Regions from separate parts of the Homo sapiens genome. Here region 1 is linked to region 2. Evidence: read pairs that join two places in POLR2A ChIA-PET (ENCODE). Cell type or tissue: OCI-LY7. All regions are shown on one strand. Links, peaks and the distances in the headings refer to the core of each region. The heading gives the core; the rest is flanking DNA.

What was found. ChIA-PET counts read pairs that join two places held together with the same protein. Peaks named below come from ENCODE experiments on the same cell type or tissue, not always from the same donor. Only the 100,000 strongest peaks of a DNase experiment are listed, where the experiment ranks them.
Region 1: POLR2A ChIA-PET joins it to region 2 with 7 read pairs; 5 of 35 experiments call an interaction of 5 or more read pairs at or near these places.

What each region holds. Positions count from the first base shown.
Region 1 is chr3:16,359,043-16,370,092 of GRCh38, reverse strand. It overlaps RFTN1 (raftlin, lipid raft linker 1), which reads left to right. Exons shown (of 10, transcript NM_015150.2): 6 at 1-17. Among named protein-coding and RNA genes, the nearest start is that of OXNAD1, 99 kb to the right of the region's middle. In OCI-LY7, for the core only: no CTCF peak of the experiment used is centred there; no DNase peak of the experiment used is centred there; H3K27ac peaks cover 786 bases.
Region 2 is chr3:16,424,207-16,440,367 of GRCh38, reverse strand. RFTN1 (raftlin, lipid raft linker 1) reads left to right here. Exons shown (of 10, transcript NM_015150.2): 3 at 6,331-6,517. It overlaps LOC124906220 (a long non-coding RNA gene), which reads right to left and starts at 884. Exons shown (of 2, transcript XR_007095840.1): 1 at 1-884. RefSeq lists a silencer at 6,514-6,643. In OCI-LY7, for the core only: no CTCF peak of the experiment used is centred there; DNase peaks (open chromatin) are centred at 8,957 and 9,477; H3K4me3 peaks cover 2,295 bases; H3K27ac peaks cover 2,500 bases.

The DNA.
Region 1 (11,050 bases), core at 52-2,551, 63 kb after region 2:
CCTTGGAATAGTGAATGGTATGTTTGGAATTCACAGTCCTTGGGTGGCCCTTTGTGAACTCTGCTTCTAACTCTTGAAATCTTAGTCCCTCTTCAGAGTCTGCTTCATTCAGAAAGCTCTGCAGCCGATAACCATGCTGCATTTTATTTCTAATTAACACATCTTGAGGAACTTTCCATAAAGCCCAGGGCCTGTGCTCTCAAAACCTCTCTACGAGTCAGCCAGGTATCTTCTGAAATGACAGAGAAAGTGGAGTGATTCTATTTCATCGAAGGTGGCCTCAGTCTCTGTTGCTTTTAAAGGCTTTTAAAAAGATTGTTCCCTGGATTTGTTAATTACCCCCTGGGATTGTGGCATTCCAAAGTGCAAATTGTTTGTAGACACTATTACAGTTTGAAGTAGCAGTAGCAGCACCTTGAAATTAACAGCAGAGAAATAAATTGAACAGCCTGGTTTCTGTAAGCTCCACTGAGACACACACTGTTCCCAGGTCTCCCAGCACCCAGTACCCCCTCCCCAGTAATGTGCTGTCTCTAGTGGTTTGCTGCATGGGATAGCACTATTGATGTCAGCTCTCCTAAGGCAGAAAGTCTGCCCACAGTGGGAAAATGTGTCAAACAAAGAAAAGGCTTTAGGTTAACGAGAAGGCAAGTTGAGTCACCAGGGTGTGTCAAGTCTGGGAGGCAACTTGGGGAGTGGGACCAACGTGCCAGCACGTGCGTATCCTGAGGACTGCCAGTCAGCAGGATTCCTAAGTGACACATAACACCAAATTTGTCAATCCCAGCAAAACCTGGCAGGGGGCATCAACAGCGCCGTGTGTTGTTGTTGAGCTGTTTTCTCTCAAGAATTAACAGAGTCACGAACAGAGTTTGGATTCTACATTGTTTGCAATCCTTGAAATGCCAGCAAGCATCCTGAGAATAGAGACCATTCTGAATTCTAAATGAATGTACTTTAAATCATCCAAAGTCTTAGAACATGATACAGCACAGACAGCTCTTAATTTTGGATGCGAGTCTCTATCTAAGTATCATTGACTAATATTGACACGTTATCATAGTAGCAGCAGGCATTGTATAGTGTAGTGGTCCATAACCATTTGTTGAATGCATGAATGACACAAGAAAGGTGATTGGCTTGTTAAGAATACATCCAGAGCAGGGCTGTCCAATAGAAGTGCCCATGATGATGGAGGTGTTTGTTCTGTACCTGGGTTGTCCAGTATGGCGGCCACCGGCTGCCTGCGGCTACTGAGCACTTGAAATGTGGATACTGCATCTGAATAATTGAATTTTAAAATTCATTTAACTTTCATTAAGTTTAAATAACTATATGTGGCTAGTGGCTAGTGTCACTGGTCAGTGTGTACTTGGTCAGTGCAGTTCTAGAATATACATGCCTTTTTTTTTTTTGGACAGAGTCTCGCTCTGTCGCCCAGGCTGGAGTGCTGGAATGCAGTGGCGCGATCTCGGCTCACTGCAAGCTCCACCTCCCAGGTTCATGCCATTCTCCTGCCTCAGCCTCCCGAGTAGCTGGGATTACAGGCACCCGCCACCACGCAGGCTAATTTTTTTGTATTTTTAGTAGAGATGGGGTTTCGCTGTGTTAGCCAGGATGGTCTCAGTTCCCTGACCTCGTGATCCACCCGCCTTGGCCTCCCAAAGTGCTGGGATTACAGGCGTGAGCCACTGTGCCCGGCCGAATATACGTGTCTTTAATACAACTAATGTAGGGTTACTTCTGTGCCCTGGTGGCAAGGTGGGTAACCTCCCTCTACACAAGGAAGCCCTCCGTGGGTACTTACAAAGTTCCCCAAAGCCAGGGGTTGTCACGGTCTGGTTTCAGATGCATCATAAAACACCAGTGGCGGTACATGCTTGGGGCCAACTTGGGACAGATGTTTACAGCCTGACATATCAGTGTCAGAGAAGGCCAGGGAGGAACCTTTGGCTCCCTGTTTCCTGCAGGGACACCACATTGCCCATCTTGGGTTGTGGCAACAGTGGCTCCTTTCATCCCCTCTCGGTGCCCATAGATGCTATCTGTGGCCATGCATAGTTTTACATTCCTCCCTAGGAAACTGATGGTTAGTTGTTGAAGGTGTGCAGAGAGGTGCTGGAGATAGTGGATACACAGGTGGCCACTTGGAATTTCTTCCCCTCTTAGGAAAACTAGGGCATCAGAAGGAAGGTTTTCTCTTTGACCCCACTGCCTGAGCATGTCAGGGGCCCTAAGACCTCCAAGAAAGAACACTTGGAACGTTCACAAACCCATTTGCTGTTCCTCTACCATTATGGTTTGGTGATCAAGGCTGAGTTAGCCTCCTCTACTTCCCGTCACCCCACTCTTCAACCTGGAGTCCAGAAATGCAGACAACTTAAGCAGCTTTTTCTTCAGATTTGACTTGAGTGTTTGAAATACTGTTATAGCCTCCCTTGGCTTTAACCACATTAAATTCATTCTTCCTGCCCTGAAGACAGAACATGAAATTTCCCCTGGCAAGCGCAACCGTGAAGTCCTCCACAGGGCCCAGGCATCTTCCTGTATGCAGCCCGTATCTTAGAGCGCCACCATAGCTGTTCATCTCTATGTCAGGGAGGGCTGCACAATTCTCAGAACAAAATGAATTGAAACCCACTCTGACTTTAAACACCATTTCACCCTTTATATGTCTTTTGGGAGGGAGAGTATGACTGGGAGTAATGCTTCCTGGGTTAGGGCGTTTCTGCTCTGGAAAAGTCCAAGGTTTCCGTTGGCCAGGGATGAAATACGTGTGTGATCTTTTCCCAGAATTAAGAAAAAAAATGGCAAGCTAATCGTAATCATAAGAGGAACCTATTTCTAGTGAGATAATTAGTGTCCTTACAAATAAAGCTGGCAGAGCTAGAAGCACATCTTTAAGCTGTTTGCCATCTGGAATGGCACTAGTCACGACTCCTGAATAGAGATTTATACTCCAAAATATTTTCCACAGGGTCATAAAGCTCATGAGAACTGTGTCCCATAAACAAGGTGATGTTTCAGCCTGAATTACCCAGTGCAGACTCCAGAGCTTCTGTTCTTGAGGCATTACTCCCCTCCCCATGCCTCCCACCCTGGGACATAGAAAGACTTGTACAGTCCTCAAGTTTGGGCTCCTGCTCATGGTGTCCAGGACTCCTCTCCCTGGGTCGTTCATTAAACCTTAGAATGACCCGGTGTCTTGGGCTGGGGGAGGCTCTGCCCGTGGGCTCTGGCAAGCTTAGGGCACAGAGGAGGGGCATAGTGATGACCATGGACACCTAGCGGTTGCTTTGTGTGGGTGCTGGTCTCAGTAATTCAAACTTAGCATTGACTTCATCCTCACAATACCTCAGTGAAGTAGGTAGTTATGCCTGTGTTATAGCTGTGGAAACTGAGGCACAGAGACATTATGTCATTGTCAAGGTTACTGGCTAGTAAGAGCAAGAAGGTGGCAGGAAGAAAGAAGGGGGTAGGCAGACAAAAGGACCATGAGGTGGGCGGGATAGAAAAGGAAAGACGTGGCTATGCTGGCAGGAGTTGTGGCCCCCAGCGGGACTTTGGCGGCTCTCCCGGTGGGACGAGGAGGACTCCAAGGTCACTCTAGGGAGGTGGCAGGACCCGATGGAAGCAAGAATGAGTCCAGGGGCCACATATAGAGCAGCCAGGCACTCAGGAACATGTCGGCCAGTGAGATGAAGGCCAGTTTCTCTATTTCTAGAGGATGGGAAAGACCAGGAGGAGAGACCCCGAGCTGAGCCAGCTGTTGTGGAGGAGTTGGGTGGGAGCCAGGAGTTTGGGGTAAGACTAAGGCTGCCCACCCCTGAAGACCCAGCGAGGAGGCTGATTTTTCACGAAGGCCTCTGGGCCTACAGAATGGCTGCTGCCATCACCAGCCACTGAGGCTGCTGCCGCTGCCACCATCTCTCTTGCCCTGCCTTGCCCAGCATTCCTCTGGTTCTGTCCTGTCCCCCGCCTCCAACTACCCTCTTTGCCCTGCCTTCCCTGCTCCACACCCCTGCCCACTCCTGTCCTCGTTCCTCATACCCTTGGCCTGTGCTTGCCCTTTCCTACCCTGGCAGTCCTCCACCTCTTTGTTTCAGAAATGGCCTTTGCAGCTGATTATCCAAACCAGAATCTACTCCAGTAACAGTCGGTGTTTGCGGTGACTGTATCCTCACTTCTCTTTTTGCCTAGAAGAGCCCTTTTTTCTTTCCCTGACTGCTTGAAAGGAACCTAGCCTCTTATTCTGCAGAATGGCCTGCATGATGGTTTCATCTGGTCAGGGCTCATGGTGTCATTGATCTTATATCTCCAGCCTCTATTTCCTGTAACCTGGAAGTTAGTTCTAAGGCCTTGATAAGTTAAGAATTATGACAAGAATACGTTCCAGGCAATGTGTTCTCCACACTGCATCACATAGGGGTCACATGACACCCAGATGTCTCTCTGCTGCCACCTTTTTAAAAGATTAGGTCTCCCTTGAGACTTTCTCCGGTGCCCCAGCTGCATCTAAATCCAAGTATCACTTTGTATGGGTATTTATACCACCTTTTTTTGACACCTAGCATATCCTCCATGATCATATATTTGCAAAATACATAAGTAAAACACATGTACATGTTTTAAATAAAATATATATTAAATATGTGGGGTATATATTTTATACAGACATACTCGCAACCAACCCCCCAGGCAGGTCCTACTTTTTGTACTTTCTTAACATCACAGTGCTGTATTCAGAAGGTGGCTAATGATAGTTCTGGATGATGCTCAATAATGCCAGTGGTGGTGAGGGAAAACACTGATATTGGAGTGTTTCCCCAGGAATCTGCAGGTTTTAGGGTGGGACTGGTAAAGAGGGAGAATGAAGTAGTACCAGGTGTTTCTGATAGCCACTCCCTTGGGACACCACCCACCTCCAGGAATGTCTGGCCTAGTGGTTACAGGCAGGGCTTCTATTTCAAAGAAGCCACTTAATAATGTAGGGGCTAAATTGCACGTATGCCATTAAATGCATTTTCTCATGTGTCCATAGGACACCTTTAAAAAAACTTTTATTGCAGTTTAGCACACACGTAAAAAACTGTACAGATCATAGGATATAGCTCAGTGGCTTTTCACAAGGTGAGCACACCCATGTCACCAGCACAGAGATCAAGACGTAGAACTTAACAAGCCCCTAGAAGCCCCTGCGTGCCCCACGCTGTTTCTATCCCCCCAGAGTAACCACAGTCCCTACTTGAAACACTGTTGATGAGTTTTGAACTGTACAGACTTTATATACTTGTCATTGTGGGATTCATTCATATTTTTACATGTAATTGAAGACCATTTTCTCTCATTGCTGTGTGCTATTCCATTGTGTCAAATACACAGCTATATACGTAACTTAGCCATTTACAAGCATATTTTTATTTATTTATTTATTTTGCCCCATATAGGACAGCATGGCATCTGCACAGATGTGGCCCCAAACAGAAGCCCTAAGCCCATCTCATTGTGACCCAACTGAAATCTCACCCTAACCACCGAGGCAGAGAGAGTATGGTGCAGTGGTCAGAAAACACCAGCTCTGCAAGGGTAGAAACCTAGCCTGTCTAGCACCTACCCCCGGTGCCTCAAACAGGATCTGCTTCACCATAGTAGTAGCTCAATGTCTACTGTGGAAAACGAGTAGGTTTTAGGATGAAACAAATCACATTTCAGATCTGGCTTGGCCCTTGAACTCCACATGAACATGGACTAATCATTTAACTCAGTTGTCTACCCACTAAAAGGGAATGACAGCTCTTACAGAATTTTGGGGAGGATTCAATGAAAAGCCTTGAACTGCATCTGGCAGAGTGCTTCCACGTCCAGCTAACACTGAATCAGAATGTTTCTTCCCTATCTGGTCAGTTAAATGGCGCTGCAACTTGCAAGCTAACCCTTTTCTACCTGAAGAGGAGTAATATCTTTTCTAGATTATTCATTGCCTCAAATTGAGAATGTAGGAAGGCAGGCCGGCCCAGAGCAGCAGTGAGTGTTCAAGAAGCAAGAGAAGGCAGCAGCCTTGCTCATTCTTTGGTTAATAGAGCAAATTAGCTGCAGTGTGATTGGGAAGCAACATGGCACCGTTACCTGGGATTGGTTGAGCGGTGATTACATTTGCCATGGGATCACATGTCATATGATTGCATGTGCAGTTGGGCTTACGCAGTTGGCGATTGCTAATCCTGGAATCAAGGTGGTGCCAAGAATCCTGGAATCAAGGTGGTGCTGTGCGACCTCTGATGGAGAGAAGGCGCCCTCAGAGAGCCAAGAGGATCTGTTATGCCAGCTAGTCCAGGGTGGACAATCTGGTCCAGTCTAGCTTGTTTAAAGGAGAACAGTAACACTTTGTCTTTAACCCTGCAAAAATAGACCAAATGCATTGACCGCTTGTCATGGCATGCACATTCAGGCTAGACTTTGGCGAAGCACAGCACCCTGGGGCTGAGCCTGAAGGTTAGCTTGATATAGACAGTCTTAATGTCTCAGAGGCTGCAGAAGAGTGGTTGCCTCACAGAATTTACCTCTTGAAATAATATGGCAAATCTCCTTTTCCCACATCCTTCTTGTAAATCATAAGCTTGGAATATTAAGGTGGCCTTTTGCCAAAAGACCAGCATCAAATATTTATACAGTACGAGGGAAAATAGCTTTTTGTGCACAGTAGGGAAGCATCTTCGCTTTAATAAAAAATGCAGTGATAATGGAATGTTTTCCATAGACGGAGGGCAGTTTAACCTTTTTACATTGGAGCCTTCACTCTAAGATAAACCTATTTATACCCAATTCAGTGCACATTATAGTGAGGCTGAGCCATGAAGGTAATGAGGAGACAAGGAGTGGACAAGGCCGTCAAAACAAGCGACTCTTTAAAAGCCCAGCTGTCTGCTCTCTGGTTCATTGACTTTTTTGCTGTTACAGATAACCAGATTTTGATAGCCATTCTGAACTTCAGCCTCATGGTTAAGTAGGTGAATCAGTGCTCTGGATTCAGAATACTGGAGCATTAGGCTGAGGTGGGGAGGCTGGGAGGCAGGCAGTGGATGAGGTGGGTGGTGAATAAGGATCTGGGTGTGTTCCTCCTTCATGCCCTCAAGCTAGCCGTAGCTTTCCCTGCGGACTACACAGCCCCCTTCCCAGGCCTGTGACTCAGGAGGAAGGAGAGGAAGCCCAGCAGGGGATGGAGAAAAAGTCTGGATGGGCTGTGAGTGTCCCCTTCCCTCTTCTGGACCTCGGCTCTGCCATGCTCGCCATGGGCAGGCTAAACACCATCATATAATTTATGTTGAATTAAGCACTTAAGTACTGAAAGCACATGGCAGGCACTTTTAAAGGGCTTAGAGGTTTTCCATTGAGAAGATCTGTATGTAGAGGCTTTGGAAATTTGATATAACTTATTTTTGTAGTAGTCTTGAGGAAATGTGTGCTGTGTTGATACAATCCTGATGGAATCATTGAGTGTCTTCTGGTCTCAAGCATGCCCAGGTCAGGATTTGGGAGGGCTTTACTCAAAGGGGTCTCTTAGGGCATCCCTATTGTGATAGGGGCTCCAGATGGACTCCTGGAGTGTTACCCAGGACTTAAAAAGTAAGCTGGACTATGGTCCATACTCACCTTGGACCCCAAAATACTTGTGATGTGATTTAGCTGCAGAGCAGCTGTTTTTCCCTGATAACCTATGAAACATGTCTCTTAGGAGGCCATGGAATAAGCACTTGGGAGGAACATTTCAGCAAAGCAGATGAGAGAGGCAAGCTTAGCATCTGCCAAGGCTGTTTGATAACAGACTCTCAGGATGGGAAACAAGAAGTTGGAGTGTGTTATTGGTTTACCCATAGGGCTCTTACTTGAAATGGAGAACTATCTTATGTTGGGATAATATCAGGATAAGGCTGCTGTGCTTATTACCTTACAGCCATGGTTTGTTGAACCGGTTAGGCCTTCCTATTATTCTGGAATGAGGACCCAAGCTAAGCAAAGTACAGTGGTCTTGTTTTTAGGTCTAGGTTGTGCATTGTGTCAGTCAGCTATTGCTCCAATAATTCTGTGTAACAAACCACTTCAGAACTCATTGGCTTACAATGGTAACAATTTACTCTGGCAGATTTTGGGGTTGGCTGGAGCAGCTCTGTTGAGGCAGAACTGGTCTCAGCTGGGCTCCACTGCGGCAGCTCTGCTCCATTTGTCCTTCATCTCCCTAGAACCAACTGGCTAACTGGGGCATGCCCTCTCAATGTAATGGCCAAGACACAAGAGGCCAAGTTCAACCACACACGTGCTTTTTATGTCTCTGCTTGCATTACACCTGCTAATATCCCATTGGCCAAGCAAGTCAGATGAACAGAGCCCTAAGTGGCTGGCCTCCCCACCAGTCAATTTAGTCTTAACCACCTTCTCTCCTGATTCTGCTGCTCACCTGGTCCTTGGCTGTCCTTCGTTCACTCTGCATGTCAGGCTGGCTGTCCCTTCCTCCTGGAACTCTCAAACCCTGCAGATCCATGTTCCTTGCTTGCTTAGTTCACTCGAAGTGGGGAGCCCTACCCTGATGCCTCTTTCAAAAATAGCCACCACCACTGTGTCCACCTTCACACTCTCCCCTTGGCCCACTTAGTATTTTTCTAGCATGTATCACCTCTGACATGATGTTATTGTCTTCCTCCTCCACTGCAAGGTAAGCTTCATGTAGGCAGGGACTTTATCTTGCTGCTTGTGAGATCTCTAGTGACTACAGGACTACTTGGCACATAATAGATTCCCAGTAGGTGTCATAATGAATGGCTGGAAGGTTATTCAGTGCACTTGAACTCCAGTAACATGTCACTCACCCTTCTGAGGCCCTATATGCCATTTTTAGACTCCTCTAAGGGAAGTTTTTCTATTTAGATTACACTAAAATCATCTCCCCATAGTTTTAAAAAACTCTTTGATTCTAGTTAGGCCTTCAAGAGCCTTGTAGAGGAGAGAAAAAGGAAATTCTTTGTCATTTGTGTTGTCCATTTACTTGTGTTATACCTGTATTAACTTGTTAATAACCTCACAGAAAAGGATATAAAAGAAAACTCAAATTATATGTAATTCTACCACTTATAACTGCTGCTAGCATTTTGTGTATTTCCTTAAAGTTTGTCTAAACCATTTTAACATAAAAATCCATATTGAGCTCATGTGGCAGTTTTATATCCTAGTTTTTTCTCCATAATATTGTATCTAAAGCATTTTTCCAAATCATTAAATTCCCATAATATTTTTAGGGACAGGCTAGTATTTTATAGAAATCTCCAAATTTAACTATTTTTCTATGGTTAAATATTTGGATTGTTGAACATTTAGATTAAGTTTTTAAGTAATTTTATAAGTAATGCTTGTAGATGGGTATTTGATGGCATTGGAGGTTATTACCTCATGATAGACAAGAAAGGTAAGATTTCTGGGTGAAAGAGGGTGGACTTTTTGTGGCAAGCTCCTGCAACATTGTTAAATTGCTTTCTATAAAGATTGTACAGTTAAAATTCCCTTAAGCACTGTAAACTTTTGCATATCACCATACCTTTACCAGCAGTGAAAATTTTCTTTTCAAAATTTGTCACCTTGCTAAATAAAAAAGAAGTTGAGGCCTGGAACGGTGGCTCTTGCCTGTAATTCCAGCACTTTGGGAGTCCAGCAGTCCGAAACTAGCCTGAGAAACATAGTGAGACCGCATCTCTACAAATAATAAAAAATTAGCTGGGGTGGTGGCATGTGCCTGTGGTCCCAGCTACTCGGGAGGCTGTGGTGGGAGGATCACTTGAGCCCAGGAGGTTGAGGCTGCAGTGAGCCGTGATTGTGCCATGGCACTCCAGTCTAAGAGACAGAGTGAGACCCTACCTCAAACAAAAAAAAAAAGAAACTGCAATTTTTTTCAATGTTTACTGGCCATGGAAAGATAAAGAGAATTAATTAATTGCTTTATGTCCTTTGTTTCTAATGGTGTTTCAGTATTTTTAACTATAAAAGCTTTTTATATATAAAAATATTAAGCTTAGCCTTTATTTTTGTTATTGTTGTTGCAAATAATTTTCTCATGCTGATGACCTTTTGTTTATGGGGTCTCTTGGGAGCCAAAGCTAAAGATTGTTATATATTCACATTTGTCAGTCTTTTTCTTTGTGACTTCTAGAAAATACTGGCAGTTCCAGGAACTCCAGCATGATTCAGGGGACTTTCTGAATTTGTCTCCCTTCCCTCCCCATGAAAAAAAAAAGGTCACATTATTATGGATTTGCCCTATTAAAAATTGTCCTTTTAAAAGAGCGTATCATTGAAATGCGCTTTGTTTGTATGTTTACTAGGACTGTCATAACAAAATACCACACACTGCGTGGCTTAAACAACAGACACTTATTTTCTCTCAGTTCTGGAGGATAGAAGTCCATGGTCAAGGTTCCCACAACTTCAGTTTCTGGCTAGGGCTCTCTTCCTGGCTTGCAGACAGCCACCTTCCTGCTGTGTCCTCACGTGGCTTTTCCTCTTTACACACGCCAGGAAAGGGAGAGAGAGGGCTCTGGTTTCTCTTCCTCTTCTAATAAGGACACCAGTCCTATTAGACTAAGGCCCCATCCTACCCTAGTTAAAGGAGGACTAGGACCTCATTTAACCTTAATTACCTTCCTAAAGGCTCTGTCTCCAAATATAGTCACATTGTGGGTTAGGGCTTCAACATACGAATTTTGGGAGGAAACAATTCAGTCCATAATATTATGATTGAGCAGTGTTTATAGCATCAAGTCTGGGAACCAAGAGAGATTGTCCATAATCCCATAGATGAGAGACCTAGCCCTTGAAAGAGTCACATCACCTTTCATGATAGAGCCTAGCTTCAAACCACTTGCTTCTAAGTCAGTCTTCTTCCCCCAAATCCCTTATCAAAATGAACCTAGGACATTTAGGAGCCATGCCCCAAACAAAGGGGCAAAAGGTGCTTCCCTTAGTGTATTCTATAGGGTCAAGGACTCTGTTCAGTATTTCTTTTTTTTTT
Region 2 (16,161 bases), core at 7,576-10,075:
CTGAGCATGTTGGTGCACACCTGTAGTCCCAGCTACTCAGGGGGCTGAGGCAGGAGGATCACTTGAGTCCAGAAGGCGGAGGTTTCAGTGAGCCAAGATTGTGGCAGTGTGGGAGCACGTGGGTGTCCTTCCCAGATGAGGCGAGTGTGATCACTGTAGATAAAAACTATAGAACCTGACAGATTAGAAAGTGGAGAAAAAGTGTGATCAGCCCTCGCGGCAGCGGCCCACTCTGAGTAGGCTGGCATTTTCTCTTTTTGGAAGGTAACGGTGGCTAAGACAGCCATACCAGTGTCCCTTATCTTCAGACTACGAAGTTATAATTAGAAATTTTAACTTATGATGAGACGGTTCATGTGGTTCAGCCTTAGAGTCAGCTCCTGGTCAAAGGCCAGGAAGCCAAAGTAACTACAGAATAACTCATGCCGTTTCCTTGTAGCTCTCTTCTAGGGTGAAGGAGACCCATCATCCTTGATACTTAAAACGTTAGTTTTCTCTCCCACCGCTGGGCAGGCATCTCTTCCCTAGAACTCCTCTGAAAAGCTCCCCACACTCCCCCAGAGGACAGTTAGCCCAGAATCCCTAGTGCCTGGGCAGGCAGAAGGCTGGAACCCTCGGGCAGCAGTGATGTTTCTCCCGCCCACTGGCAGTGGGTATCTTCCAGCCTCTCCTTCCTCACTCCAGCCACCCACACATGCCATGTGGGTGTTCCTTCTTCCAATTCTAGCTCTGGTTTGGGGGAACTCTTTTAGTTAACATTGAAAACAATTGTTATATTATCCAATGTTACTTTTTAGTTAGAAACTGGTACCTCAGCCTCCAAATTGAAATAATAAAATTATTGCATTTTAAAGTTGAAAGCGCCTTTTGCAATTGCCCATCCAAAGTCTTCATTTTGTAAATGAGAGTCCCAAGAGATGGGGAGGGAGCTATATAGCTTGCCCAAGGTTACATAATTTGTAAATGAAATCAGGCAACTATTACAAAACAAAATAGTGGAGAGGTTACTCTGATAAGTAGGGTGAGAAACAGACCAACAGGCTACAACTGGTATGTCCATCCAAGTGGAGAAATCATTCCTTTGTTTATTCGCCTAGGAGTAACACTGGGGAATTGGTCACTTCATAAGAACTATGTTTTCTTTTGTATTTTTAAGGTTAGGGTTCAAATAGAAACATGAGATTAAGGCCTTTAATCATGTTTATAATAGGAGCCTTTTTTTATTGCTTTAAGATCATTGAGATTCATTTTTATTTGTTTCTTTTAACCATGAAGCTAAATTTACTTTGACAGCATGCATACCAAAAATTAAAGCCACAAAATTGCTCAGCTTTGACAGGAGATACATCTTTAGATTTTAAGATAAAAATTTAAAAGGTATTATGTTTTTTTCAGGAAGCATTTAAATATAAAGTGGTTGATTGACTAACATTTTTAGTGCACCGATTTGGGAGCATGGAGGTTAAGGAGTGTGGGTGGGAATGGGGAAGGATTTCATGGCCCCACATCATGTTGTCATCACCATCCCGGGGTGACCAGTCCTCCCATTCACCACAGCCAGTGCCACCGCCTGTGATTGTTTTGTGTTCTGTAGATTACACACACATCATCCCACGTGATCCTCACAATGACGCTATGATGGAAGACAGGTTGATGTTGTTATCACCATTTTATACAAAGAAATTGAGTGTTCACATGACTGGGGTTAGCAGGCAGTGAGGAGAGCAGCTGGTATAGAAACCTGTCTTCTTTTTTTTTTTTTTTTTTTTTTTTTTTTTTTTTGAGACAGAGTTCTTACTCTGTCTCCCAGGCTGGAGTGCAGTGGCACGATTTCAGCTCACTGCAACCTCTGCCTCCTGGACTCAAGTGATCCTCCCTCCTCAGCCCCCTGAGTAGCTGGGACTATAGGTGCACGCCAACATGCGCAGCTAATTTTTGTATTTTGGGTAGAGACAGGGTTTCACCATGTTGGCCAGGCTGGTCTCGAACTCCTGCTCTCAAATGATCCACCCGCCTCGGCCTCCTAAAGTGCTGCGATTACAAGCGTGAGCCACCATGCCCAGCAAGAACCCTGTCTTCTAAACATATTAACTACTTTTATTTTTTATTTTAGTGTGATGCATAAGAGGAAACAAATGTATAAATTATCAAACTCTCAATAAAGGTTTATTTTATTATAGCAGGAAGAGTTTGAAAAATTTGAATCATTTAAAGAATATTGAACTGTAGAGACCAATATGAGTTTGAGTTAAATATGAGTTTGAGGGCCCATATTCGATGACTCACAGATGCTGTTTGTATATAGTTTTATCAAAGGAGAGGGGATCTTGGTGCTGGATAGTATTTTTAGGTTTGATTGACAACGTGCAGTTGCCTTCCATAAAGCCCTACACTCCTACCAAAAGTACATTCAGTTTTTCAAATAAAACAAACTGTCTCCGCCACATGTGGTTTTGCCCTTTTGGTTCAGCAGCCTTGTAATCTGTTGACAGCCCCTGGTTTCCATAAGGTCGACACCCAGCATTTGCAGGCTCTGGGACAAGAGGACAAAAGGAGATCTTGGGCTGGGCCAGGATTAGGGTGAGGGGAGTGAGGCAACATTTATAATAAATAAAGACAAGATCAGTGACAGTATTGTGCAAGCCGTATTGGAGCTTAAAGTGAAAGGAAAAAACACCGATCCTATCTTTTATTTATTTATTTATTTATTTATTTAGTAACTCTGTCACCCCAGGCTGGAGTGCAGTGGTGCGATCTCAGCTCACTGCATCCTTGACCTCTCTGGGCTCAAGTGATCCTCCCATCTCAGCCTCCCTAGTAGCTGGCACTACAGGCACATGCCACCACACTCAGTTAATTTTTGTATTTTTTTGTACAGATGGAGTTTTGCCCTATTGCCTAGGCTAGTCTCAAACTCCTGGGCTCAAGCGATTCTCCTTGAGGGCAGGGTGGTATTGCCCTTCAAACCTAAAAATGCACACACTCTTTGTCCAGCAACCCTACTACTGGTAGTACTTCTATGGCTGGACTCATGAATGTCTTTCAAGATATATGGACAAAGGTATTTACTACTAGGTTGCTCTAACAGCCCTCAAGAAAGGTTCACTCCCACCACGATGAGGGCCATGCCTGTTTCCCCAACACCCTTGCATGCAGTGAATATTACAGAAGTGAAAAAGGAAAATGTATTATTCCAATAGCAATAAAATATAGAATAACTAGGAATAAACCTGATAAATATGTGCTATCTGTGTGAAGAAAACTTTAGCATGCTCCAGAGGGACCCAAAGGAAGACTTGACCAAATCAAAATTTTGCCAGTTTCTTGCATGGGAACTTGTAGCATGGTGAAAATATTCATTCTCAGTCAAGCTATGATTTGAACATGACCCAATAAAAATACCCACAGACTTTTTTAGTGGAGCAAGGGGAATTTACTGAGCTGATTTTTAAAGATCATTTAGAAAAACGAATTAGGAAAATTCAAAATATAAACAGGAATATAGGAAGATTTGACAAGTAGTTTAACCAGATATTAAAACATAATATGAAATTAAAATTGTTTGAAGTAGTGTTTTATACAAATAGATTAATGGATCACAGTCATAAACTCATATTTGGGAATATAATAAATGATAAGTGGCATATGATATATGGCATCTCAAATCAATGAGGAAAAATGGATAAACCCCTGTGGTGGGGGGGTGTTCAATTCATATTGCACACTTTACATGGGATAAATTCCAAATCGATAAAAGATTTATATGCAAAAAATGAAATATGTATTATGGGAATTCACAAGAGAATTGTTTTATAATCCCAGGTCTTTCTGCTATGACACAAAACTCAGAAGCCATTGAAAGCAAGATTGGTAAATTCAGCTTCATTTAAAAAGTTTTTCATGGAATCACTTGAACCCAGGAGGTAGAGTTTGCAGTGAGCGGGGATAGCACCACCGCACTCCAGCCTGGGCAACAGAGAGAGACTTTGTCTTAAAAAAAAAAAAAAAATTTTTTTTTTCATGGCAAAACCCACTATATGCAAAGTCAAAAGGCAAGCAACAAATTGGGGGCAGATACATCAAAAACTAAATTTCCTAATATGTAAAGAGTTCTTACAAACCAATAGAAAAAAAGCCCAATGACTAAATAGGACACGAGGCAAAGATAATGGACAGACAGTTCACAGACAAGGAGACACAGCATTTAAATATGAAATGTTTAATAAGAAAAAATACAAATTACATAATAAGATAAATATAAGTTACCATGTCACAGGGATCTTTTTTTTTCCACTGAGAATTGTCAGAGTATGGGAAAAGAAATAACTTTATACATCACTGATGGCAGATAAATCCATAATACTCTATGGGGGAAATAGCACTAGCTGAAAAAATTACAATGCACACATACATATGTGTGTGATATATATATATATATATATATATATATTTACATCTCTGATTTTTTATTTATTTACTTTTTGTGGGTACATAGTAGGTGTATATATTTATAGGGTACATGAGATGTTTTGATACAGGCACACAATGCATATATTTTTAACCCAGCAATTCCACATCTAGGAATTTATTTTGTATATGTACTATAAGCGCACACATGCAAAATCATGTAGGAATGAGATTTTTCACTAAAAGATTACTTGTAAGAGCAAAAGTTTGCATACTCCATGGTATATCACACAATGGATCTGTAGAAAAGAATGAGAAAGCACTCTGTGTACTGCTATGAAATGGTCTCTTAAGAAAAGTATACTGTTTTGTTTTGTTTTTTTGCTTTTTGAGACGGAGTTTAGCTCTTGTTGCCCAGGCTGGAGTGCAGTGGCGCAATCTCGGCTCACTGCAACCTTCGCCTCCCAGGTTCAAGAGATTCTTCCGCCTCAGCCTCCCGAGTAGCTGGGATTACAGGCATGCACCACCACACCGGACTAATTTTTTATATTTTTAGCAGAGATGGGGTTTCATCATGTTGGCCAGGCTGGTCTCAAACTCCTGACCTCAAGTGATCCGCCTACCTTGGCCTCCCAAAGTGCGGGGATAACAGGCGTGAGCCACTGCCCCTGGCCGAAAAGTATACTGTTAATTGATAAAAATTGATTCTAAAAAGCTAGGTGTGTAATGTTATGCTGACATTTGTGTAGAAGAGGAGGGAAATATATAGACCTGTTCACTTTTGTATGAATTCTTTGATTGTTAATGCATATACACACAAAAAGATAATACTGATTTCCTCTAAGGAAATAAATGTAGGAGGTAGAGGATAGGGCTAGGATGTAGACTTTTCACTGAATACACATTTGTACCTTTTGACTTTTGAACGTTGTTTGCCCTTCTCAAAAATAAATAAATTAAAAATCCAAATTTTAAAATAATTCAATAGGTGAAAATATTCCTGGTTTTTATTTGTGTAATTCTAATGCTGAATTAAAGTGTGTTTTCAAATATTGGTTAGCCTTTTACACTTTTAAGGCAATTGCCTATTCATATATTTTTCCCGTTTAAAAATTATTTTGGGGTGGGGAGTGTTTTGCAAATTTAAGGAAATTAGCCCTTTGTCTTAAGGGTCACAGAAATTTTGTTCCAGTTTGTCTTTTGACTTTGTTTATGCTGCTTTTTGCCACCTAGTATTTTTATATTTGCTCAATGTATTTTTCTTCTTTTCCCTTCCCTTCTTCCTTTCTTTCTTTATTTCTGTGTGTTTTTTTTTAGAGGGTGGAAATGACTTTTTCATTGTGATCACTGATAAGACGACTCTAGATCTAAGACAGTCCATTATTATTTTATTTTATTTCATTTTTGAGACAGTGGCTTGCTCTGTTGCCCAGGCTAGAGTGCAGTGGCCCTATCATGGCTCACTGCAAACCTCCCCATTTCCAGCTCAAGCGATCTTCCCACCTCAGCCTCCTGAGTAGCCAGGACCACAAGCACTGGCTAATTTTGAGGGGGTTTTTTTGTTTTTGTTTGTTTGTTTGTTTGTTTGTTTGTTTGTTTAAGAGAGACCGAGTTTTACTATGTTGCCCAGGCTGGTCTCAAACTTCTCGGCTCAAGCGATCCATCTGCCTCGGCCTCTCAGAGTGCTGGGATTATAGGCCTGAGCCATCACGCCTGGCCGACATCCAATTATTAATGCCTTTGGGTGATTTGGAAAACGACAGGCTGCTTATAAAGTCTGTTTGAAGACAGTAAAAACTGGGACAAACTCATTTTAGCAGTGACCTAGAGGATCCTCCCCGAGGGCAAGGGAAGAGGGGTTTGGGCAGGGCTGAGTGGGCGTTGTGATGGGTCTTTGATGAGCCTCTCCTCTCTCCACTCCAGCGGAGCTCCCTGGGTCCTCAGCAGTGAGGCTGGCCTCCCTGCGTGACCTGCCCGCCCAGCTCCTGGAGCTGTACCAGCAGGGCTTCTCGCTGGCGGCCCTGCACCCCTTCGTGCAGCCCACCCATGAGCGGGAGAAGACGCCCCTGGAGCACATCTTTAGAGCCATCCTGATCAAGAAAACCGACAGGTAAGGCCTCCACGGGTGAATGGGTAGCATCCTGTTGCGGCTAAGTTATGCTCAATAGAGGAGGGGAAGTGAGAGGATGGGGTTGGGGGTTGAAATTTGCATGCTGTCCTCAGGGCCTCAGCCCTCAGACAGGTGAGGCAAACAGTTAGACAACCAGAGAGGTTTCTTTCCTAGCATCCTGCGATGAAAAACAAATGCATGTCCAACTGCAAGTAGAGAGTTCCATTTTACATTCTTTCCCTCTTTTAACTCACTGGATTAAACTCAGCTAGAAAAATGTCTCCTCAGAAGAAGCATATGCCCAGAATGATGTGGCTAGTAAAAGTGCAATACTTTTAAACTGAAAGGCATGACTGGAAAACAAATAATTTTGTTTAGAGGCTATAGACAAACTTAATGTCTTCCCGCAAAGTCTAGAAATACTTTAACATTTTGCGCCTACCATAAATTCTGTCAATCACTTGACAGTTAAAAAAATACAAAAAATAAACACCACCTAAATAAAATGCTATAATTGGTTTGGTCTTGATTTAGATTTTCAGGGCTTGGGGATGTTTTTCAGTTTGGCTTGCCCAGTTGAATGCTTATGCCTATATTTCAGTTGAGCCTAATTAAGAAAAGAGAAGTGGGGTTAGTCTTTCAAAAGGAACAATATTAATTTTTTTAAAAAAAAAAAACAGTGAGGATGGGATGGAGAGAGCAGTATGTTTTTCCTGCTTTCATAAAAATAAAAATTAAAATGAAGTCTGGGAAAGGAAATCAGATTTGTCTTTTGGCCAACTATCATAGAAGGAATGACAGCATGTGCCACATTTTAAAAAGGGAGTACAGAGCAGCTCCTCCTTGTTCTCTCCTTTTAAAGTCACTTTGCAGGTAGACAAAGCATTTGGCTGGTGTGCTCATAAGGGACAGCTGTGAGGCATGAGGTTGCGTGTCTAAGACTGACTCCTCTTTCCTTTCCTTTCCTTTATTTCTTCATGGTTGATCAAGCTCTGGGGCTCTTACTCTACATCAACACACATTACGTCAACACACATTAGAATTCAAAGTGAAAGGTGGTGCATGTTTTTGCTCGAACCCAGAATTCACACATGTTTTGGTAGGGCAAGACTTTTCTCAGTGTCTGCCTTTTATGTGTATTAGTTTGTCTTTCTCTCTCTCTCTCTTTTTTTTTTCTGTAGAAACAAGGTCTCGCTATGTTGCCTAGGCTGATCTTGAAATCCTGGCCTCAAGCGATCCTCCCACCTTGGCCTCCCAAACCACTGGGATTATGGGTGTGAGCCACTGAGCCTGGCTGCATATTGGTTTCTTTTCTTTTCTTTTTTATTTCCTTGAGATGGGGTCTCACTCTGTCACCCAGGCTGGAGCACAGTGGCATGATCTCAGCTCACTGCAACCTTTGCCTCTCAGGCTTAAGCCATCCTCCCACCTCAGCCTCCCAGGTAACTGGGACTACAGGTGCACGCCACCATGCCTGGCTAATTTTTTTATTTTGGGTAGAGACCGGGTTTCGCCATGTTGCCTAGACTGGTCTGGAACTTCTGGGCTCAAGAGAGTTTCCCACATAGGCCTCTCAAAGTGCTGGGATTAGAGGTGTGAGCCACCACGCCCAGTCCATTATTGGTTCCTTTAGGTTGATTGGCTGTTGATCATTATCTGGGTCAATCATGAGAAGATTGGGGGCCACAGTGGTTTTGAGTGACACTGACACATAGGATATGTATAATGACAGTAGCTTATATTTAGTGAGCACTCACTGTATGTGAGGCTTGATCATTATCATTTCATCTGTATCATATGGCTATGAAATAAGTGTCATCTTTGTTCCCATTTTAAAGGTGAGAAAACTGAGACACAAATGTTGAGTTGTCAAGGTCACACGGATGGCAGCAAGCAGAGTTCTGCCTTGCTCCCAGGAAGGCTGTCTCCCGTACCTGCATTCTTAATCCTGGCATGAAGCACGTGCTGAGTTCCTTTACCCACAATTCTTGTGGAGAACCACTTTAGGAAAAGAAAGTGGGGGAGGATATCTTTGATCTTCCATAAAGAAGTACTTTTATTACTCAACCTTTCCCCCATTTTACCCCTCAGTAGTCAGTAAGTAAATCAGAATTTCAGCAAGGAAACAAAACAGACAAATGAGTTGTATGGATTCTATAAGGCATCCACTGGGCTCCAGGGATTCTATTCTGCAGATTATCCGAGTGGCCTTAGTGTTTAAAGGAGACAAGTCCATTTGGGTCAGATCACTGGCACATCCTTCAGTGTGATCTGCCATAGGCGGTGACATGAGCTCAGGACTTGGCCTGAGCTTAACTCAAAAAGTGAAGGTGTATCTTTTTTTTTTTTTCTCCCTGCTGTGGAGCAACACTTCTCAAACTTTAATGTGCTTGTGAGTCTCCTGGGGATATGGTTAAAGAGCAGAGTCTGATATAGCAGGTCTCAGGGGAGGCCTGGGACTCTACATTTCTAACTTGTTTCCAGATGGGGCAGATGCTGATGGTCCGTGGCACGCACTTTGAGTAGCAAGTGTGTGGAGGACCTAATTCTTGCCTGGCTTCATGCCTGGCACTCAGCAACACTATTGGGGCTTGCCACTTTACTCCTAGGAGAGCTGTAAGCACCAGGCTAGGTAAGAAAGAACACAGAACTCGTGGCCAGGAGGCCTGCGTTCTAGGCTGCACTTGGCTACTAGTAAGCAGTGTCGTGCAAGGGGCACATCGATGGATCTTTCTCGGCCTCCGTATTCTAGCTGCTACAATGAGGGGCTGTTACTACATGATTTGCAAGGCTTGCACCAAACTCTAAGTTATCTGATGGGACAAGATGGGTGAGGAAGCCCGTCTTCAGAAATAAGAACCACCACTTTGGGGAATAGTGCATTATAAGCCAGCAGTGAAGCTGGGGGCTCAGTAGGGGTTGTTTACTTCCACTAACGTAGCATGAACAAATGAACTTACTTTCCAGAAGACAAAAATGAGCAAACTGTTGAGAGGAATGAGACTTTGTATGCAGGAGGGTTTTCAAGAAAGGGAAGTTGGCAGTCTCCTTGGGTTTGAGCTGACTTTCATCCAGAGTTCCTGAACTGCCTGCCTGATGAACTTAATGAACATTTCAACTCCTGGACAAGCAGATCCAGAGAAGGAAATTCCTTAGGTAACTTTGTGTTGAGTCTTTGGAACTGCCTTTTTTAAAAAAATGCAAAAGTTTGATAATTTATCATGTAAAATGAGGCAAAAATGATCAAGAGGATCATCCCCACTTCTAGCCCCAATGGTATTAGGTGGGAGGAGTGGTGGAGGTTGGAAGCAGTCATTGTAAAATATAATTTTAAAGTACAGGAATTTTCTCTCCTAGCAAATGCAATAACTGCATTTTTTTTGTATTATGGGGAAAAGACTCCAACGATCTTAAAAATAAGCAAACAAAAAAACATCAAGGCCAGGTGCAGTGGCTCACACCTATAATCCCAGCACTTTGGGAGACCAAGGCAGAAGATTCTCTTGAGCTCAGAAGTTCCAGACCAGCCTGGGCAAAGTAGAGAGACCTAGTAGCTACTAAAAATTTTAAAAATTAGCTGGGTGTAGTGGCGCACGCCTGTAGTCCCAGCTACCCGGGAGGCTGAGGTGGGAGGATTACTTGAGCCCACGAGCTGGAGGCTCCTGGGATGTGACTGTGTTATTGCACTTCAGCCTGGGTGACAGAATGAGATCCTGTCTCAAGAAACAACAACAACAAAAAAAAAACGGACTTTTTCTTTATCAATAGGGAGTTTAAGTAGTAAAAACAAAACAAAGGAAGACTTTTGTGATTAATTTTTAATTCAGACAGTTAAAGTGATACTTTTCACAAAGTCTGCCAAAGTTCTGACAGTTATAGATGCTGTTAAATGAAATGAGTTAGCTTTTAAAAGAGAAAGAAATACTTGGTTAATATTTTTCAAGTGGAGCACATTGAAAGAGATGTAGATACACATTCTAGATTATTGTTGACCCAAGTGAACTTCATTACCAAGAATCACCATGAGATGACTCTGTGAAACTTCGATATCAACCTAATGTGTTTGGAGGGTTCACATAAAATTTTTAACAAATAACTGGGCTTTGGGATATGCCAGAAACACCAGACGGAACCCCTCAAGCCTGCATTTATCCCCTCACTCATTCACTAACACTTGCTGAGTGAGTACTCTTTTCAGAGTATTGTGCTAGGAGCTCTATGTGGTGGGAAGTTAGAGAGTGCAAATGCCAGGCTCAGTTGAATGTGGAGCCTGCCTTCCAAGCACTTGCAGTCTAATTAAGTAAATGAGATATGTGCCTCATGCCACAGGAGTTTGGGAGAAGGAGATGCCACCTCTCACTGGAAGGGAAACCAAGGAAATGTTTCTGGAGGGGCAGCTTTTAACTTGGGCCTGATTTCTTTTGGGCAAACATGGGGAGTAATGAGCATGAGGCAGGAAGAGTTTATTTAAATCTCCTAATGAAATGTTTTCTAGTAGTATTTGAGTAATTGGAGAGCATCGTTGACAGTCTAACTAAATTATTAATGAGTCATTCCAAAAGTAGTTCTCAAGTGCAGTAACATTCCTCTGAGCTCACTGCCATTTTGACAGATTTCACTTACATCCCTGAAAAATTACCTGATCTTTTCTTCTGAAAATTCTAATAACTGCCATTTCATTTTACCATGGCAGGCCTAGCCACACATCTAACTGTAAACTGTTCTTAATTCTAAGTGTATTGAATTTAGTCAAGTCAGTTACTTTGACTCAAGTTACTTTGACTCAAGAATGAATAGCTGAATATGAAATACTTAGTGAATAAGTAGAAAGAGAGTTTGTACTTCATTTTCTCAACTCTTTCTTTGGAACACTTAGTGATTTTTAATAGACAATATAGTTGCACTCACTCTGAATTCTAAGTATAGTTAAGTGATCCTTCATTTTTTTCAAGTAGTTTTCCTTAGAATGAGTTGCTAAAGATCTTGAAACTTGATGGCTAACAGAAGTCAGTTATTAAAACGTCACTTCTGATGTTTCATGAGTGTGGGTTTAATTCTAGGTTGTTTTATGGTTATAGATGTAACTGCAGTACAAAAATGCATGGTGCTGGCCATTTTTCAGCTGTTGAATTGTCGTTGTACACACATGGAGCTAGGGGCGTCATTGGTGTGTTTTTCATCATGAATGAGTTGAAGTCCTTTGGCGACAGCTTCCGTAGAGTAATGCCTTACATGGTACAGGGACCAGCATACTAGGGAGCTCTGTGGACATTTATCAGGCACCTTTTGGCCTAGGATTAGGGTGGGGGCACACAGAGGACCTGTAGTTAATGCAGAGGCTGCAATTCTAAAATTCTTGTGGAAGGTGGAAAATGTGTACAATCAAAGTTACCCTTGAAAATCTTTTGAAGTGCATATAAAATGTAATACTGTGGCATCTCTCTACCTGACCAATGCATGTCTTCCTTCAGGACTAGATCAGATTGCTTTTCCAACAGTGAACCCCAAGGGGAGGTAAGCTGGTTTGGGTTTATAGTGAGTACTCATTGGAATCACACCTAGGATGGTGAAATTTTTGCACCTAGGGAAGCATTTGTGGGAATTGGCATTGAGGGAACAGGAACTCCACGCCTCCCTTCTCGAGTTCATTCTGGGGCACATCTGCCTATTGAATAGAATAACTGGCACTGTTTTAAGTGGTAAACATTTATCCCTTTTGTTTGGATTTTTCTAAGGTAAATATGTATATGTAATTTCACTATGCAAAGATGACTCTAAGGAGCTCCTAGATCTCAAGAAACTTATCTATCTACTAGGGAGCTGCAAAATATATGTGCAAATTATATAATTGCCCAGGTAAGTCTACAGGTCTTGGTTTGCATCTCTAACCTGGAATTTGTTAATGAGAGTGCTTTAGAAGAGGAGGCTCTGCGGCTGTCATTTGCTCTAGGTTGGGCATGATGGGTAGACTGGAATAGGGAGTGAAAAAGTGGGAAGGGCCTTCCCACTATTGACATTGTGGAACAAGTGGAACGTGGTGTCCAAAGAGAAACAGTGGGAGGGCAGGCATGAGAAGCCTGGAGGAGGCTGTGTGTGGTGCTGTAATGAGCCCCTCAGGCCAGGGCCCACTTCTCTAGCTGCTGACTTAGCCAAGGCTACTGCAGTCCTTGTTCTAGAACAGATTCCTCCAGTGATTCTTAGAAGAGATGCAGTGGGTTGTTGAGAGTTACGGTGAGCTGCTTCATCCCAAATTGACCATATGCTTGGAGTCTGTGAAATGTTTCCTCTTAGGCCATATCAGCAAGCTGTACTCCCAAGTGCTTACGAGCAACACAGATGACTGAATGAGTCAGCCTTGTCCACCCAGGGTCAAGTGATGCAAGAGAAACGATTCTTTTGGCTTTTGCTGTTTTATTTCCAGGAAAGTAAATCTCAGAGAATGCTCATCCCTTACCCTTTGTTTCTCCTCTTGAGACCCAGAATCTAAAATTCTGAAGACTCTGTCTTTATTCTAAGACAGGGCTTGCAAGCTCAGATCCCTACAGTGGCCTGGCTCATTGAATGGGGACTCTTGGGAAGTAGTGAGTCAATGCCTTAGCTCTGTCCTATGGTTATCAGGTGTTGCCAGGTCTTGTACTTTTTTCAAGAAAAGCCAGAAATCTGGATTTTTATGTGAAAACTTCTCTTTTAGCCTCACTTTTCCAAAGTAGGATTGTTTGTCCCTAACCCATGCCACTGGCTGCCATCTTGCAGCCTCTAAGATTTCTGTGTAGTGCTTACATCAGTAGAGGTAATCACACACCCTTTGAGCTGCTTATCCTGCCTTCGACACACAGCAATTGCTGGAATCTCAGTCTCTCCTGTTATTGTGTTTTAGATGTCTGCCCACCTCCACTCCCTTTGCTGAATCCTCTTCCATCTTTGGATTCCCATTGCTTGCTCAGAGTGCCAGGCCTTGAATAGATATTGCTCAATAGATTTTGCATGAATTGAGTGGGATAAAACCATGCCCTGGAATTTTGCTACAATCTTTTACTAAAGGACCATAAATTCATTATGAGATAGATCTGTCTTTGGTTTACGTATTTATCAGTACCAAAAGTATATCTTAATAATGCAGCCACATAGCACAGACCTCAAGTAATGGAACAGACACACACACACACACACACACACACACACACACACACGATCCTTTCATTGCCAAAATAACAGTGATTTGCCACAAGAATAGATGTCCATTATTTTTCACTCTTCTTTTTCTTTTAAAAGACATTCAAAGGATGGCCTTCAAAGAAAGGAAATCTTTGCGGACCATAAGTGAAGTACAAATGCATTATGTTATCTTTTTTTTATAGCCTACAAGATAATATGAACATTTTCTTTGGCATTTGAAAAGGGCAAAATTGGGAAAGTACAAAATTATACTGAAACTAAAAAGAAAATCCTTTAAAAAATTACAGTCGAAAGTGTCCTCTTTAAGTGGCCTTGTGTCTTTTCATGTCTAATTTTTACCAATTACCTTGACTCTTGGGAGAATTATAGGGCTTCTAGAAAGAGGTTTCATAATTAAGCGAAATACACAGGGGGTGGTAGCGCCTACTGGGGTGTGCCCTAGAAAATGTTCACACGCGAGGCCGAGGATCAGCCCTAGAGTGCGCTGATTGTTGGAATCACACGTGGGGAAGAAAGTAACGGTGGGTTTAGCACTGATTGATGCGTGCTACTGTGATGGGAAACTGCAGCCGCCGGTTTATTCCCAGAGAGCAGACATTGAGGAAGGTGAATTCAGAGCTCTTGCTTAAGGCAGAGCGGGGAATGAGAAGGTGTTTGTTTAGCATGTGGGTCGTTATTTTGGATTCCGATTTAGGTGGGGCGAACACCCGTTGCTGGCAGCTGCCCCTCGTTTCTGGTGTGGTATCTTTCCTCATCAGTTTTCTCTAGCTTCCTGAGGGGTGTGGAGGATTTGATTAGCTCTCCGGGCTGCCACCGTACCCCCTGAGGAGCTGTCCAGCATCACCAAGACTACCTTAATTTATTCCTCTTATTTTCCCATCTCACTCTGGAGTGACACCCTTTTCTGGTGTGTTGAAGTTTCAGGATTCACCGTTAATTATTTGTTTGCACTTTTCAATCTCATATGCCAGCGTAAAGCCACCTTCTCTTGGGGGAAAGAATTTTTTCCAATCCACACTCCTAAATGGCTTGCCGAGTTACTCTTGTTCTCTTCCTCCAAAGCATTGGCCTTTACCCCGGTGGAGAGAACAAGAAGGAGACGTGCATGGTTGGTGTGAGAGCTCATTTTCCCCACTCCTGTTCTATAGCTGCCCTTGATTGGCCTGTGTCTTTCCTCACATTTTATTTATTTTTTGTTTGTTTGTTTCTTCTGAGAGAGAGAATTAGCACACTAGTGATTTCCACCCTCTCCCCAGAACTATTTTGAAATGACAGAGAACAGTGAGCAGGTACCCAAACAAATGCACAAGCACTGAATTTCTTTGAAATTTCCTGTTAATCTTAAAACTTGGGTGAATACTTCAGTACCATGAAATGTCTGTATTTGTTTTTAAATAAAATAGAGGCCCCCTCTTCCCACATGTACATACAATCTTTAAGTAAAAATTGACTCTCTAGGAAGATTTATTTGGTAGCATTGCAAGGTAGACTACAGGGACATGATTTTGAGAATCGTATGCATAAGTGTAGGTAATTTAGTTGCAAATAATTTTACTAAAGCGTTGGAGTTTTCTATTTATATGTCTGTCTCATATTAAATATAGGAACTCAGATTGTCTTACTTTAAATCTTTGTGGGAGTCTTGTATTGAATAGTCTACCTATTCAACTCTGTTGAATTGAAAATTGACATTTTTTCCTCTTTGTCAATCAGAAGTAACTTAGATTTTTTTTGTGTGTTTTTCAAGCTGAAAAAGATATAATGGGCATTACCAGTGATGGGTCCTGGATGAGACTAGTCATTGAGTTTTACACTTTTAGATATGAATGCAGAAGTAGGTGAGATATAATGTTTAGATGTATATAAGTACATTATTAATGATTTAAATGTTCATGAGATTTTTATATAATGATTGTCTCTAAAATCTGTCCAAATTTTATATTTTAAATGATTGAAAGATGGAACCATTTACAAAGAGGTAAATGCTATAAAGATGCTATAAGTATATGAAAATATGATAAATATGCTATAAATATGAATACATCATTTCATTCACTTCCTATCATCGACCATGAGTTGGAACTTAAAATGGCTACAAAGACTTTAAAAACCAAATTAGCAGCTTGTATTCACATAACACCTGTTTCTGAGAGTCTGAGAGCACTTTGCTTTGTTCCTGTATGTTTTCGGTATTATAATTAATTCTCATTATGTCCTCATGATGGTTGTTTCTGTTGTTAATATTTGTCGAAAACATTACTGTGCTTTCAGCAGAGGTTTTAGACATACACTGTTTTGTAACCAAAAGATACCATGACCTTCCCTCATTCCCCACTTCTCATTTTATGTCTAGGAAAATGAGGCTGAAGAAGTCATTAACGACTTCTCAGTCCGAAGTTTGGAGTGGGTAATGGGAGTGTGTGGTGAATATAGAACTCAAGTTCCATCTTGAGACTCATGGCACAGAA